2 separate regions of the Homo sapiens genome follow, and region 2 is linked to region 1. A link is an interaction called in ENCODE POLR2A ChIA-PET data of the cell type or tissue named here. Cell type or tissue: GM12878. All regions are shown on one strand.

What was found. Peaks named below come from ENCODE experiments on the same cell type or tissue, not always from the same donor. Only the 100,000 strongest peaks of a DNase experiment are listed, where the experiment ranks them.
Region 2: POLR2A ChIA-PET joins it to region 1 with 10 read pairs; 1 of 35 experiments calls an interaction of 5 or more read pairs at or near these places.

Annotation. Positions count from the first base shown.
Region 1 is chr19:30,026,880-30,034,879 of GRCh38, forward strand. No RefSeq gene overlaps it. Among named protein-coding and RNA genes, the nearest start is that of URI1, 89 kb to the left of the region's middle. RefSeq lists enhancers at 3,424-3,473, 3,539-4,038. In GM12878, no CTCF peak of the experiment used is centred here; a DNase peak (open chromatin) is centred at 3,522; H3K4me3 peaks cover 379 bases; H3K27ac peaks cover 1,591 bases.
Region 2 is chr19:30,149,182-30,157,181 of GRCh38, forward strand. No RefSeq gene overlaps it. Among named protein-coding and RNA genes, the nearest start is that of URI1, 210 kb to the left of the region's middle. RefSeq lists an enhancer at 7,920-8,000. In GM12878, no CTCF peak of the experiment used is centred here; a DNase peak (open chromatin) is centred at 4,810; H3K4me3 peaks cover 759 bases.

The sequences.
Region 1 (8,000 bases):
TAATTGCTATTAAAGTTCTTATTTTAAGTCTATTTAAGTTTTATATTTCTTCTTGAGTCCATTTGATAATTTGACTCTTTGTAGGAATTTGTCCATTTCATGTAAATTATTGCATTTGTCATCATAAAGTTGTCCAAAGTATTCCTTTATAATCCATTTAATTTCTTAAGTTGGCAGCAATTTCCTTTTTATTTTACTTTTTTTGTAGAGACAGGGTCTCACTATGTTGTCCAGGCTGGTTTCAAACTCCTAGGCTCAAGTGATCCTCCTGCCTTGGCCTCCCAAAGTGCTGGTATTGCATGTGTGAGGCACCGTGCCTGGCCTGTGATTTCCTTCTGATTTTGCTAATTTTTGTCCTATATTTTTTGTAATTCTAACTATAGGTCTGTCAGTTTTATTGACCTTTTCAGAGAAACTTTTTGATTTTGTTGATTTTCCTCTAGTTTTCTATTCCAGTGACTTTTACTTTAATCTTTATTATTTCCTTTCTTCTTCCTTGCCTTTTATAGTTTTTAAAGGTGTTAATCTATTGATTTGAGACTACTGTCTTCTAATGTAGGTGTTTAAAGATATAAATTGACCTCTAGGCACTAACCCTTAGCTGCATCCAGTGACATTTGATTTGTTTTAATTTTTCTGTAGTTAAAAATATTTTCTAATTTCTCTTGAGATGTCTTTTTTGACTCATGGGTTACTGTAATATGTATTGTTTAATTTCCAAATATTAGTGGGTTTCTCAAGTTTCTTTCTGTTGGTTCCTGCTTTAATTGTGTTGTGTCTGGAGAAAACATTTATTATGTCTTTAGTTTTTAAAAATTCATTAGGACTTTTTAAAAATGGGTAGCATATGTTCTCCTGTGTGTGCTTCAAAAGAATACGTATTCTGTTGTTTTATGGAGTGTTCTGTTGATGTCATGTCAAGGTCATTGTTATTGTTGTCTTCTGTATTCTTGCTGATTTTTTGTCTACTTGTGCTATCCGTTATTGAGAGTGGGATACTGAGGCCTTACACTATTATTGTTAAATAGTCCTACCTTTCAAGTTCTGTTAGTTTTTGTTTCATGCATTTTTTTCTCTGTTGTTAGGTACATATATGTTTGTCATTGTCATATCTTCTGATTAATTGAAGCTTTTATTATTACAAAATGTCCCTTTTTTCTCTAGTAACATTTTAATTTTAAAGCCTATGTCAGTTTTGTCTGATATGATTATGACCACTCCACCTTGGTTATGGTTATGCTTATGTGGTATCTCTTTTTTCATCCTTTTTAGCATTTGTATCTTGTGGGCAGCATGTGGTTGAATTTTGTTTTTAAAAAGTCTATTTTGCCAGCCTGTCTTTTTATTGAAATGTGTGTTAATTCATGTAATTGTTGATATGGCTCATTTACATATCAATAGCTCATGCCATTTTGTTAGTCATTTTTTATATGTCATGTCTTTTTTGTTCCTCTGTTCCTCCTTGGTTACCTTTTTTTGTGTATGTTAAATAAATCTTTTAGTATAAACTTTGAATTCCTTTACAAAAAGAAACTGTACTTTTTTTTTTTTTAAACCCACAAATTTATTTCTTACATTTGTGGAAACTGGGAAGTCAAGGTTAGCAGCTGATTTGGTTCCTGCCGAGGGCTCTCTTCCTGGGCTGCAGATGGCCTCCTGTGTCCTCACATAGTAGAAGAGAGCTTTACTCTTTTTTATGAGTTATTTTATAGTGGTTGCTCTAGAGTTTATAGGATGCATTGTAACATTATAACCTGCGTCAGAATAATACTAACTTAATTCTGGCAGACTTTGCTTCAGCATAGCTCTAGTCTCTTTTTCCTTTGTCCTATTATTGTAATATATTTTATAACAGTACAGGTTTATTATTTATAACTATATGGGTTCATTATTTTTCCATGCAATTATCTTTTAAGTAAGAGAAGAAAACTTAAAAAGAGTATTTTTTCTATTTTTTACATTTGCCTACATAATTACTTTTACTGGTACTTTAATTTTTTATGTGGATTCAAGTTACCATCTGGTGGTGTTTCCTTTCAGCCTGAAGTACTTGCTTTAGCATATCTTGTAAAAAAAATTTTGGTGGCAACAAATTCTCTTTGTCTATCTGGGAAGATCTTTATTTTTGTCCTCTTTTTTGAAGGATAGTTTTACTGGATTTAGAATTCTTGTTTGACAGTAGAGTATGTTATACCACTTAATTCTGGCCTTCATTGTTTCTTTTGAGAAGTCAGCTGCTAATTTTACTGGGGTTCCCCTGTGCATGATAAGTCCATTTTTCTCTTGCTGCTTTCAAGATTTTGATGTGTATCGGTGTGGATATTTTAATGTTTATTCTACTTGGATTTTATTGAGATACTTGGATATACAGATTTATACTTCTTACTAAATTTGGAATGTTTTCAGACATTAAAAACTTCTATGACTCTTCAAAAGATGTCAAAACTTGTATGGCCCTCACTATTCTTTTCTTCTGGGATTCCCATTATGCATATGTTGGTATTGATTGTAACCCACAGATTTCCTACTTGGTTCATTTTTCATTCTCACTTCTGTTCTTCAGATTGTGTAATTTGTATTGATTTATCTTTGAGTTCACTGATTCTTCCTTCTGCATTCAAGTTTGCTGTTGTCCCTCTAATGAAGCTTTCACTTTAGTTACTTTTCAACTCCAGAATTTCCATTTTTTAAAAAATGTTGATCTCTTTATTAAGTGTTCTCTGATTAGTCATTGTTTTCATGCTTTGATTAAACACGGTTTTCTTTTGTTCTTTGAAGATGTATTTTTATTGGCTGCTTTGAAGTCTGTCTGTTAAGTCCAACATTTGGGAACCCTTGGAAATAGCTTCTGTTTATACTGAGTATTTTTTTTTTTATACTAGATAAGCCATACTTTCCTGTTTAAAACTGGACATTTTAAATAATACATTGTAACAGCATTTATTTCTGATACTCTCCTGCCAGGGGTTATTGTCCCTTTTTTTGTTTGTTTTATGACTTGGCCAAGATTAATAATGAGTTTTTCTCTACAGCGTGTGGCCTCTGATGTCTCTCCTCAGTTATGTTTGACTACTTATGGGTCACCTTGGATCAATATATCTTAGTGATCAGCTGGTGACTGGTCAGAGATTGTACTTAGGCATCTTGTTTTGGTAAGACTTTCATCCTTTGTCAAAGTCTCTGTTTTGTTTGAGGAACACACTGAAAATTTATGCAGTTTACGAGTCTTCCCTGGGGGTATGTATATAGTTAGAGCCTTCTCTGGTCTCTCAGCATGTTCATACCCTAATATGCCCATTACCTTTCAAAATGTAAGCTTATCAAGGACTATGATTGTCTCACTTCCTGATTGTTTCTGTTAAATCTCCAGGCAGAAAATTTTTTTCTTCTGATCTCTTTTTTGGCCCAGCTATAGTATTTCAGCTTCAGGTCATCTATGATGTATGTGGACCTCTCCTATGTTTGGCACTGAAATTGCTATATTTAACAAAGCCCCTGGGCGTTGGGTTTTTCCACGTTGTTTCAGATTGAGTCAGCTCCCTACAGTATAAATGCTTCTGGTTTTACAAGCTGTCCCACCCTGTTAGAACTATTGTCTGAAGGAGCTGGGGTGAGGGAGAGTGGTCACAATGCCACATACTGTCATCATTTTTACCCAACTTTCAGTAGTTTTCTTGAATAAACACTTCTCCATTTGTCCTATGTTTTGGTCAATACTCAGAGGTGAAAAGTAGTTGTTTTTGATAATTTTGTCTAATTTTTTTAAAAGTCTGTTTTTTAAGAGCAATTTTAGATTCACAGCAGTACTGAGCAGAAGGTACAGAGATTTTCCATATATCCCATGCTCCCACACCTGCATAGCCTCCCCTATCATCAACATCCCCACCAGAGTGATACATTTGTTACAATAGTTGAATATCCATTGCCACAGTAGTTGAATATCCATTGCCACATCATCACCCGAAGTTGATAGTTTGTATTAGAATTCACTCTTGGTGGACATTCAGTTGCTTTGGATAAATATATAAGAACACATATCCACCATTATAGTTGCTGAGTAGTCTCACTGCCCTAAAAATCCTCTGTGCTGTGCCTATTCATCCGTCCCTATGCCCCAATACCTGGTAATCACTGATTTTTAAAATTGTCTCCATAGTTTTGCTTTCTCTGGGATGTCATGTAGTCGGAATCACATAATGTTTAGCTTTTTAAGATTGGCTTCGTTCTCCTTTGAGTTTCCATAATGTCTTTTCATGGTTTGATAGATCTGAAAATAATATTCCATTGTCGGGATGTACCGCAGTTCATCCATTCACCTACTGAAGGACATCTTGGTTGCTTTCAAGTTTTGGCAAGTACAAGTAAAACTGCTATAAACATCAGTGTGTGGCTTTTTGTGTGGACATACGTTTTCAGCTTCTTTGGGTAAATACCAAGTGGTATGATTGACAGATCATATGGTAAGACTATGTTTTGTAAGAAACTGCCAAACCGTCTTCCAATCTAGCTGTACTATTTTGCATTCCCACCAGCAATGAATGAAAGTTCCTGTTGCTCCACATTCTAGCCAATATTTGGTGGTGTCACTGTTCTGGATTTTGGCTATTCTAATAGGTGTGTAGTGGTAACTCATTGTCATTTTAATTAGCATTTACCTGATAAAACATGATATGGATCATCTTTTCAGATGCTTATTTGCCATCTGTGTGTCTTCTGGTGAGGTGTCTGTTAAGGACTTTGGCCCCTTTTTTAGTCAGGTTGTTTTCTTATTGTGTTCAATTTAATACTTATTTGTGTATTTCAGATAACAATCCTTTGTCAGAAATGCCTTTTGCAAATATTTTCTCCCAGTCTGTGGTTTGTCTTTATATTCTCTTGACAGTGTCTTTCACACAGCAGAAATTTTAATGAAGTCCAGCTTATCAGTTTATTCTTTCATGAATCATGCCTTTGCTGTCATATCTAAAAGGCCATTGCTAAATCCAAAGTCATCTAGATTTTTCTCCTATATTCTAGAGTTTTGTAGTTTTGCATTTTATATTTAGGTCTGTGACCAGTTTTGAGTTAGTTTTTGTGAAGGGTGTATGGTCTGTGTCTAGATTTGTTTTGCATATGATGTCAGGTTGCTCCAGCACTATTTGTTGCAGACTTTCTGCTCCATTCCATTGCCGTTCCTCCTTTGCCAAAGATCAGTTGACTGTATTTATGTAGCTCTGTTTCTGAGCTGTCTGTTTCATTTCATTGACCTGTTTCTCTCTTATCAATACCATACTGTCTCGATTGCTGTAGCTTTGTAGTAAGTCTTGAAGTCTGAAAATGTCAGTTAACTTTGTTCTCCTCCCATATTGTGTTGGGTATTCTGGGTCTTTTACCTCTCCATGTAAACTTTAGAATCAGTTTATTGGTATCTACAAAATAATTTGCTGGGATTATGAATGGGATTGCATTGAATCTATAGATCAAGTTGGAAAGAACTGATATCTTGACAGTTGAATCTTCCTGTCCATGAACATGGAGTACCTCTCCATTGATTTAGTTCTTTGATTTCATTTGTCAGAGTTTTGTATATAAGTCTTGTACATAACTTATTAGATTTAAACCTAAGTATTTCATTTTGAGGGTGCTACTGTAGATGGTATTGTGTTTATAATTTCAAATTCCACTTGTTCACTGCTGGTGTATAGGGAAGTGATTGACCATTGTAACCTTGCTATAATCACTTATAAGTTTCAGGAGGTTTTCTTTTTTGGTTGATTCTTTCCAGTTTTCTACAAAGATGACTGTCATCTATGTACAAAGACAGTTTGGCTTCCTCCTTCCAAATGTGTATACCTTTTATCTCTTTTTCTGTATTATCAAGGACTTGCAATATGAAGTTGAAAAGGAGTGGTGAGAGGGGATATCCTTGCCTTGTTCCTGATTAGTGGGAAGGCTTCAAGTTTCTCACCATTAAGTATGATGTTAGCGTGGGTTTTTGTAGATTTTTAAAAATTAAATTGAGGAACTTCACCCTATTCCTAGTTTACTGTGAGTTTTTATTATTAGCAGGTGTTGGATTTTGCCAAATGCTTTTTCTTCATCTATTGATGTGATCATGTGATTTTTTTCTTCTTTACCTTGTTGATGTGATAGATTACATTGATTTTCAAATGTTGAACCACCCTTGCATACCTAGAATAAATCTCACTTGGTCATGGTGTATAATATAATCCTTTGCATACATTTTTGGATTCAGTTTAATAATATTTTCTTGAGTTTTGCATCTGTGTTTATTAGCAATATTTGTCTGTAGTTTCTTGTAATGTCTTTGCCTGATTTTCATATGGTAATGCTGAACTCATAGAAGTAGGGAGTACTCCCTGTGCTTCTATCATCTGAAAGAGATAGGAGAGAATTGGTGTATTTTTTTTTTTTCCTTAAATGTTTCATAGAATTCATAAGTGTATCTGTCTGGGCCTGCGCTTTGTGTTTTGGAAAGTTATTAATTATTTAATAGAGATAGTCTTATTCCGATTGTCTGTTTCTTCTCGTGTGAGTTTTGGTAGATTGTGCTCTTCAAGGAATTGGTCCATTTTTTCTAGGAGTACCATATTTGTGTGCATAGACGTGTTCATAGTATTTCTTGGTTATCCTTTTAATCTCCCTGGGATCTGTAATGACATTCTCTTTTTTTATTTCTGAAATCAGCAATTTGTGTCCTCTCTCTTTTTTCTTAGTTAGCTTGTCTTACTGATTTTATTTATCTAAGAACCAGCTTTTGGTTTGGTTGATTTTCTCTACTGATTTTATGTTTTCAATTTCATTGATTTCTGCTTTAAATTTTTATTCTTCTCCTTACTTTGGAATTAATTTCCTCTCCTTTTTCTATTCTTATAAGGTGAAGGCTTAGATGATTAATTTTAGATCTCTCTTTTCTGATATATGCATTCAGTGTTAAAAATTTTCCTTTAAGCACTGTTTTCACTGCATCCCACAAATTTTGATAAGTTGTATTTTTTATTTTTGTTCAAAATATTTTAAAATTTCTTTTGAGACTTTCTTTGATCCATGTGTTACTTAGAAGTGTGTTGTTTAATCTCCAAGTATTTGGGAGATTTTCCAGCTATATTTGTTATTGATTTCTAGTTTAATTCAATTGTGATGTGAGAGCAGACACTGTATAATTGCTATTTTAAATTTGTTAAGGTGTGTTTTATGACCCCAAGTGTGATTTGTCTTGGTTAATGTTCCATATTAGCTTGGAAAAAATTATGTATTCTGCTGTTATTGAATGAAGTAGTCTGTAGATAACCATTATATCAAGTTAGTAAATGGTGTTAATGAGTTCAGCTGTGTCCTTAACTGATCTTTTGACTGCTGGATCTGCCCATTTCTGATAGATGGGTACTGAAGTTTCTAGGTATAATAGTGAATTCATCTGTTTCTCCTTCCAGTTCTGTCAGTTTTTTCTTATGTAGTTTGATGCTCTGTTTTTAGATGCATACACATTAAGGATTGCTATGTCTTCTTGGAAAATTGACCCCTATGTAACTGTAGAATGCTCCTTTTTTTTCCTGATAACTTTCCTTAATCTGAAGTCTGCTCTATCTGAAGTGAATATAATGACTCTCACTTTCTTTTGATTAATGTTAGCATGGTATATCTTTCTCCATCCATTTACTTTCAATTTATATGTGTCTTTAAGGTTTTTGTAGACAGTGTATAGTTGGGTCTTATTTTTTGGTTCATTCTGACAATTTATTTGTCTTTTAATTGGTACTTTTAAACCATTGGCATTTAAAATGATTATTGATATCGTTGGATTGACATCTACCATATTTTTACTGTTTTTATATTTGTTGCCCTTGTTCTTTTTCCTGTTTTTGTCTTCCACTCTTTTTCTGCTGTTTGGGTTTTTTTGTTTGTTTCTTTTCTCTTATCGATCCCTTGCCTGTTAAATACCCCTTTTGATTTTAATTGAGCATTTTTTATGATTCCGTTTTCTCTACTTAGCATATCAG
Region 2 (8,000 bases), 120 kb after region 1:
TAAGGTTTGTTGGCACCTCTTCCACATGTCCTTGCAGGGATCCCTGTGCTGGAGGGATTGAGGTAGGAGAGAGGGAAGCATGGCAGAAAATGATCTTGGGGTCATGTGGAACCCCAAGTAAGGGTGGCCAATTTGTGGGCAAATGTTTGTTCTGTATTTAAGATACATGTGGGCTTAGAAATCACAAAGTGATAAGTGCCTGTGCTGCGTGCCAGCTTTGTCATCCACAGTCCCCTAAGAAGCTCCCCACTGGGTGGAAGGGGACACACAGTTGCAAAATGCTGGCAGGCATGACGTCACCAGAAATGCGGGTCAGAATGGAGAGAATGTGGGGCCAGAAGGGGTCAGGGAAGGCTTCCTGGAGGGGGAGGGCTTGGTCAGAGCACAACAAGGCTCACCGATGCTGTTCTGGGCTTTTCCTTTCTCTACCTCCCTTCATAATAACCAGCTCACTTGGAGCCAATACACACAGGGAACTCGTTATGACAACCTCTGAGGCCGTCCAGGGCCTTTACTCCTCCCACTACCCTCCTCTCCCTGCCCACCACCTGTAGGTAGGTCTCATTTCACCTCTGTCATCCAGATTTAGAAACTGAGGCTAAGAACGTCTCCAGTCTGAGGTCTCAGGTGGGAGAAGGAGTGGCAGGACCCCAATCCAGGACCATCTGCTTTCCAGGCCTGCCTCTCAGCCACCTCAGTTTTCCCACCGTGTGGTTGGAGGCGTTGCTTGGGCCCCCACCTAGAGAAATGGGCGCAGAGCTGGCTCTGCATTTGAAAGGAGTCCCAAGGCCCTGCCCCACACGCGCTAGCTGTGCCACCTTGACGTGTGGGTCCTGTGTCTGGTCTCAGAGCCCTCGTCTGTAAAATGGGTGTGAGAAATGGATAAAATGAAGCAGGCAACGTGCCTTGCACAGGGACTGGCCCAGGATGCGTGTCTAGTAAGTGTCAGTGCCACCATCACTATTGCTGTGATCGATCGCCTGTCACTGCTGGCTCGTCCGGGGTTAGGACATAATCGGAAAATGAGAATTCCAAGTCGGATCAGGAGGAGTGGAAGGAGGAGGCTGTGACTGTGAGCCCAGTGAGCACCTGATTGCAGGGGTCAGATTAGGGCAGAGGCTCACTGTGATCCTGTTGGCCTCCCAAGGTCAGCCTCGCCCCTATGGTGCCAGGCCCATTCTTTCCTGCTCCCCGTTTCCACAGCTCTCTAGGTGTAACCCAGCCCTGGCTCGGAGCGACATGGGCTGTCACTGTGTGACCTTCTGCATGTCTCCCATCCTCTCTGAATACCAGGTTTGTCCTCTGTGCAATGAGAATAACGTCCACCTTGAGGTGGTTTCTGGAGTTCAGATGAAAGAAAGCGTGGCAGGGCTTTGAAAAGGGCTACACTGTATACCCCTGCTATGCAGGAGGACACGGGGTGCTGAGGAGGGAAGTGGTTATGGCGCCCCTCCCTGTCCCTGCTCCTCCCCGGGGTCCCTGCCCCTCCACATCTCAGGAGAGCTCAGATGCTTTGCCAGCCCCGGGAGGGTGGCATTCTGCACCCAGTAGTTTCCATGGTGAAAATCCCAGTTCCTGCCATTTTGCAACCCATCTGACCTAATTTATACTTTATCATTTTTGGCAATTTTGTGACTTGGGTTGGGGAGTGGGCGGTGTTGAGAGCACTGGCTCTGAGTCATCCTCATTCTCCTCCGGCTGAAATTCAAGTCATGATCTACCACATGCACACACGTGTGCACATGGGCAGGCAGGGAGGCCGGGAGGGGAAAGTGGAGAAGCCCCACCATGGCAGGCATTTGTTTTTCTTTCAATCTTTATATTCTTGCTGAATATACGTGTGGAGAGAGTTGTGAATTTTTATCTCTGACCTTTGTAGGCACAAAATCATCCCATTATCATATACCTGTCAGAAGACAGGAGAGAATCAGACCGTATTCTTTGCCTTTTATGTATCAAAAAAAGAAAGAGAAAGTTATTAGCGTTTTTCCAATCCAGGGATTCAAAAAAACCAGCTACTTCTCGGCCAAGCTCCCTGAAGCAGAGGTTGCTCTCTGCTGGCCTCGTCACCTGCTCCTGGCCCAGCCCAGCCAAGCAGCAGGACTCACAGCTCTGGCCCATCCCCTATCTCTGGGCTTCCTCAGAGAGGGTGTCCTACAGTGGTCAGCATGCCCGCGTGGGGACAGGAGCAGCTTCTCTGAACACATGTCCCCAGTTTCTCAATGCCCCTGCAGAGATGGAACCTTCCAGGTGAAAGCTCTCTTTCCCCTCAGAGTGATACTAAGTAGCAATTTAAAAACACCATGACAAGCCCAGAGAAAGAGCAGAAGGCAGGAGAATTCTTTAGTTTTTATTTTTTAGAGACAGGGTCTCGCCCTGTCACCCAGGCTAGGGTGCAGTAGCGTGATCACAGCTCACTGCAGCCTCAAATTCCTGGGCTCAAGTGATCCTCCCACTTCAGCCTCCCATGTAGCTGGGACCACAGGAAATGTGCAGCCATGCCCAGCTAATTTTTGTATTTTTTGTAGAGATGCGGTCTTGCTATGTTGCCCAGGCTAGTCTCGAACTCCTGGGCTCAAGCGATCCTCCAGCCTTGGCCTCCCAAAGTGGTGGGATTACCAGTGTGAGCCACTGGACCCAGCTAGGAAAATACTTATTTCAGTGGCTTTAATGGCATTTCTCCCTTGCTTTTTGAACAAGGGGTCCCACGTTTTCATTCTTCATTGAGTCTCATCTGTGATGCAGCTGTCCCTGAGTGTGGGATCCCAGTGGGCTTTGGCTCAGGGATTTGTGAAAGTGTGGCTCTTGCAATGGGCACGTGGGATAGGAGGGTGGTAATAGAATAATGATCACAGTCATAATAGCTGCCTCTGTTCTTGTTTCCCATGAGCCAGGCACTGTCCTAAGCAAGTCATGTGGGTTATCTCATTTACAAACCTCACCAGGCAGGTTCCTTTATATGCCCATTTGACAGACGAATACATTTACTTCCAGAGTGGTTAAATAGCATGGCTGAGAAGCAGCTGAGCCAGTATTCAGGGCCTGGAATCTCAAATTTCTCATCCGTCAAGTGGACATAAAAATGATATTTGCTTGGGAGGCCGACGTGGGTGGATCACTTGAGGTCAGGAGTTTGAGACCAGCCTGGCCAACACAGTGAAACCTCGTCTCTACTAAAAATACAAAAAAATTAGCTGGGCGTGGTGGCAGCCACCTGTAGTCCCAGCTTCTCAGGTGGCTGAGGCAGGAGAATCGCTTGAACCTGGGAGGCGGAGGTTGCAGTGAGCCAAGATTGTGCCACTGCACTCCAGCCTGGGTGACAGAGCAAGACTCCTTCTCAAAAACAAAAAACAAACAAACAAAAAAACAAAAAATGATATTCATTTTACAGAAGTGCTATGAAAAAGGGCTGAAATATGTTTGCACAGTGTCAGGTACATGGTTAGTGCTCAGGGCGTGTCATCATCGCCAACACCCTCATTATTATCACTGGAATCATTACTGCGGCTGCTACTCTGGCAGCCCATTCATTCCTTCAGGCCACACGAAAGGAGAGTGTGCTAGGTGCCAGGCCCTGTCACGGCACTGAGGACAGAGCAGGAACACAGCACAAGCCCTCCTTGTACAGGTCTGTTTGTACAGGTCTGTCTGTGCTCGCCAGGGATTTACTTCAGCCCTGGTACATGCCCCCAGCTAACGCTTCCACCTTACAGAGGGAAGAGAAATGTTCCTGCAAGCATCCTTCCAGTGCCTGCCAGGCATTCTCCCAGCAACTCTGCCTTGATCCCCAAATCCCAGTCCATTGCTGATCGGCCTCAGACTCTGTCCTGCTTGGTGGGGCCTCTGGCTGTGGTCTGCCCTAGGTGGCCTGGGCTATCCCCGGGTGGGCTGGGGAAGGCCAGAGGGGACTGCTGAGATGATGGACATGTTCTTTGCAGAGCACGCAGCATCAGGGTCTGAATCTGGAGAACCTGGGAGCTGGGACTGGCCTTTAGCACACTCAGACTTGGCAGGTGGATAGAGCAAGAGGAGAAGGTTCTGGGAACCCAGTAAAGGCTGGGGGTGAGGTAGAACTCTCACCTCCAGAGGCACCTCCTCAGAAGGTCTGGGGTGGCCACAGTAAGTCCTGCCCCCTCTCATGCTGCCTGCATCTCCCCTCAATGGGATCCTGTCTTTCCTGCCTCCCCCATAAGCATCCCCAGCCCTGAAGTCCCTGAGGCCTGCAGGCTGGCACATCTCTGCTCACCCACCCCAGCCCAAGCCCTGAGACAGGACTCTGCAGAGCCTTCATGTGGGGCAGCAATCAGCCTCATCTCTGACGGATGTACTTTAGCCTGGAAGCCTCTATGCATCCTGTTTCACAGACAAGCATCTAACCTCAAAAAAGGCAGGGATTTGGGTGATGCTGACGATAAAGTCTAATTTTACCTCAATAATGCAAGTGGCTCTGTAATTCCATATAATTATATTAACTGGAAAAGCGAGGCCCGCCTTCGATAGACAGGACTCGATTATCTTTGCAGGCATGGAGTATGCTCTTTAATTCCCTTTGCCCGGGAAGGTCTGCCTTGCAGCTTTAAATCCAAATAACGACAGCATGCTGTTGGCATTCCTACGACCACTTATTTGTTGAAGCTTTTACATAAATAAAAAGGGGTGCTAAATTGGGAGGGCATGCCCTTAAAGGTGAAGTCTACAGGTCTCAGAGCTGCTGCAGACGACGGGGGCTGAAGGAGCTGCGGGATGTCCGGGGAGTTTCCCTAAGCTGGGCTTTTTCATCATCTGCCTGACATTTTAACTCTCCTTCCTTCTCCTCTCAGTTCCTCTGAACCGTAGAGCCCACATGCAAATACAACAGATAATGGGCGGCTTGGGTAATTTAGGGTGAACAGTAAGTAAATAATGAGAAACTTGCATTTTGTAACATCTGTCATCTTTCTTAAGTTTCATTTATTTTACGCCTCCCCCCCAATTAAAAAAAAAAGACCCCCATAAATACCGCAGCGCCTTTGGTTTAGAGATGGTTTGAATGGGGAGAACAGCTCGAATGCACTGTTTTTTCCTCCAAGTAAGGTACTATAAAACTGTTTATAAAATGAAACTAATGAGATTTGGAGCACACTGTTACCTGATATTAAGCTGTTTTGATGAGTGAGGCAAATTGCTGTGGTTAACAAATGTAAAACCATCACTTTTATTGATACAGGTTTGTGTATGTGTGAAATTAATCAAAGCGTGGGCGATGATGAACAGTTTCTGTAGAATTCTGTCAAAGGTTAAGAGCTAGTTATTTTTAAGAATGACATGAATCTAGCAGAGACAGTGATTGCCTAAATGACCATTGTAATTACCAATTACTTCTTGAAGCAGAGAATATATTCACGGCGTGCAGTCCTCTAAATACAGAAAGGCATTAGCCCATTTACGTACTAATGCACATAATTTAGCTCCTGAAAAGGGCAGATGGGAGCACAATGAAAGATATAATAGATACCGCCTAATATCATTCCCTAAGAATATTGGATTCATCAAAGATGAATATTACTTTATGTCAGATTGTTTTTTATAAACCAGTCAAAATATATTTCATCTCATTTTTGCACGCGGTATCAGGGTGACAATAGCAACATCACCTTTGTCATCAAAATCTGGCCAGCTGTGGGACTAGGCAGACAGGGTGCCTGATGGGGGGCGTTTCAGCCACCCTTTGTAAGCCGGTGTGTAACTCACAGGCAGGATAACTTCCAGGCAGGGGTGATTAATTTTATTTCCTTTGGAGTCGATGTCAGTGGAAGCAAGAGAGACACAGGTTCTCAGACAGGAGGATGGGAGCAGGGAGGTCTGAGTCGACCTCCTTTCGGAAAATGCATCATCTGAAATGTCTTCCGGAAGGCGACCTCCTCCCCAGCCCTGGGTTCCTCTCCTCAGGTGTTGAAAATCCAATATCCAGGTATATGGAGAAGGAGGAGGGAGCCCTTTCTGTCTGCACACTGATCTTAATGCCATATTTGGATTGATATAATGATAGCAGAGATCTTGTTTCCCAATGTTGCAGAATCAATGTAATAACAGTAACAGAAATATTATTTAGTTAGTGCAGTTCTGCTGGCATAATGTAGTCACGCTTTCAGCAAAATGATGGAAAATATAAACATTTAATCAGCCCTTATTCACAAAAAAGCCTAAAAATTAATCATGTTTAAATTCTGTGTCTTCGGGAAGCAATTCAGATGCTAAGCAATTCAGATTTTTTTTAATTTTTATTTTTCTTGCCTTTTTTTTTTTTTTGGATGCGCAGTCACAGATAACCTAGTGCTGCTCTCAATTACAGTCTCCTTGGGAGAGGCTGAACTGCCTGGCGCCTGCCAAGAGATGGTGACTCCAAGCTGTGGATTTGGTCTGCGCCCCTCCGAGTGGGTTTCCAGCATGCGTCTGATTCTCTCCTTCATGTCACCAATCAAGGGCAGGAGGTTACACAATACCCTGTTAAAACAGCCAGCCACCTGCTCCCCGTCCTGCTGAGCCAGGCAGTGGGGCACGCGGGTGTCACAGAGAACGTCAGCGCCGCCTGAATACCTACTACGCGCCGGGCCCTGTGCCAAGCGAGGACTCGGCCCTCCTCTCAATGTTTCCCCAAGGTCATGACCAGGATTGCTTCGTCTTGAGTCCTGAGTCCCTCAGAACATATGGGGGTTAGAAGGAGAAAGGAGAGAAAAGGAGGAGCATCAGAGAGGGAGGATGAAAGCGGGGAGAAAAGAGAAAGAGGGGAGAAGAGTGGAGTACCAGATCCAAGGTCAAGCTTCAGGGCCAGGTGACCTTGAGAATCACTTCCCCTTTCCTGGCTAGGATTCCTGTAACATGTTAACTGGGGATGGTGATTCCTGCCAAATGGCCCACGCTGGGGCTGGGAGAGGCCCCAGGGAGCCAGTGCAGGCAACTGGGCTTCACATGAAACCCCTGCATGGCAGGCCCCTCCTTCTGCTCTGGGCCCAGCTCATAACGTTCTCCTTTGAGGGGATTGTGTGCCTGCCCAGCAAAAACGGGAGCTTCCGTTTCATTCTCTGCTTGTACTGTGTGGCCTTCCCTGTGGGGTGTTTTCTTTTGGTCTTCTCCTTAGACCAGTGGTTCCCAGGCAACTGGGGCCAACTTTACACTTCCATCCTCTGGGACATTTGGCAATGTCTGGAGACACGTTTAGTTGTCATAAGTGGCAGGTGCTCCTGGCATGCAGTGGGTAGAGGCCAGGAATGCTGAACATCTGGCTTAAAATGTCGGCGGTACTGGAGCTGAGAAATGCTCATCTGGTTATGATGGCATGGCCAGCAGGTGCCAGGACTGTGCCCTGACTTTGCTCATCATTCGTCCCCCAGCACCCAGCACACCTCCACCTGGTACACAGCAGTCAGGGAATAAATAACAGTTGAATGAATGAGGGAATGGGGTTCAGAGGGTGCTGGCAGGGCTCCTATTGGGTGAGAAGTCGGTCTCCTGCCTGCCTTGAGACTCCCTGGAAGGGACCTGGACCTGCTGGTCTCTCTTGAGCCAAGCCCATCTCTCTGTTCCCAGCCACATAATGGGCTCCTAACATTCAGTGGGCTCCCAGCACCCCAGCAGCCTCAACTTGCTGGAGGATGGCCGCAGTGCTCTAGACCTGGACTTGGCCTGGCCCGGAGGACACCTGCAGCCTGGGCAGGAACACCTACCCATCCAGGTGCCCTGGGATGCTTGTTCTGCAGGTAATGTCCGGATTAGGCTCGGACCTTTGGACAGACCACTTTCAGTTGGTGGTGGACACCTTCCCCTGGTGGACGCTGGCCGCTTGGCAATGGAAGGAGAAATGCGAATACTTTCCCTGTGGCCCAACCTGGGCAGCCTGTCCCAGGAAGGATGCTAGAGAGGCTCTCTATACCTGTCCAAGACTTTCCCAGCGACCCTACTCCCTTGTGTAGAGCAATGGAAGCCTACTTGGGGGACAGGAGTACCCTTGTTTTCAGACCCTG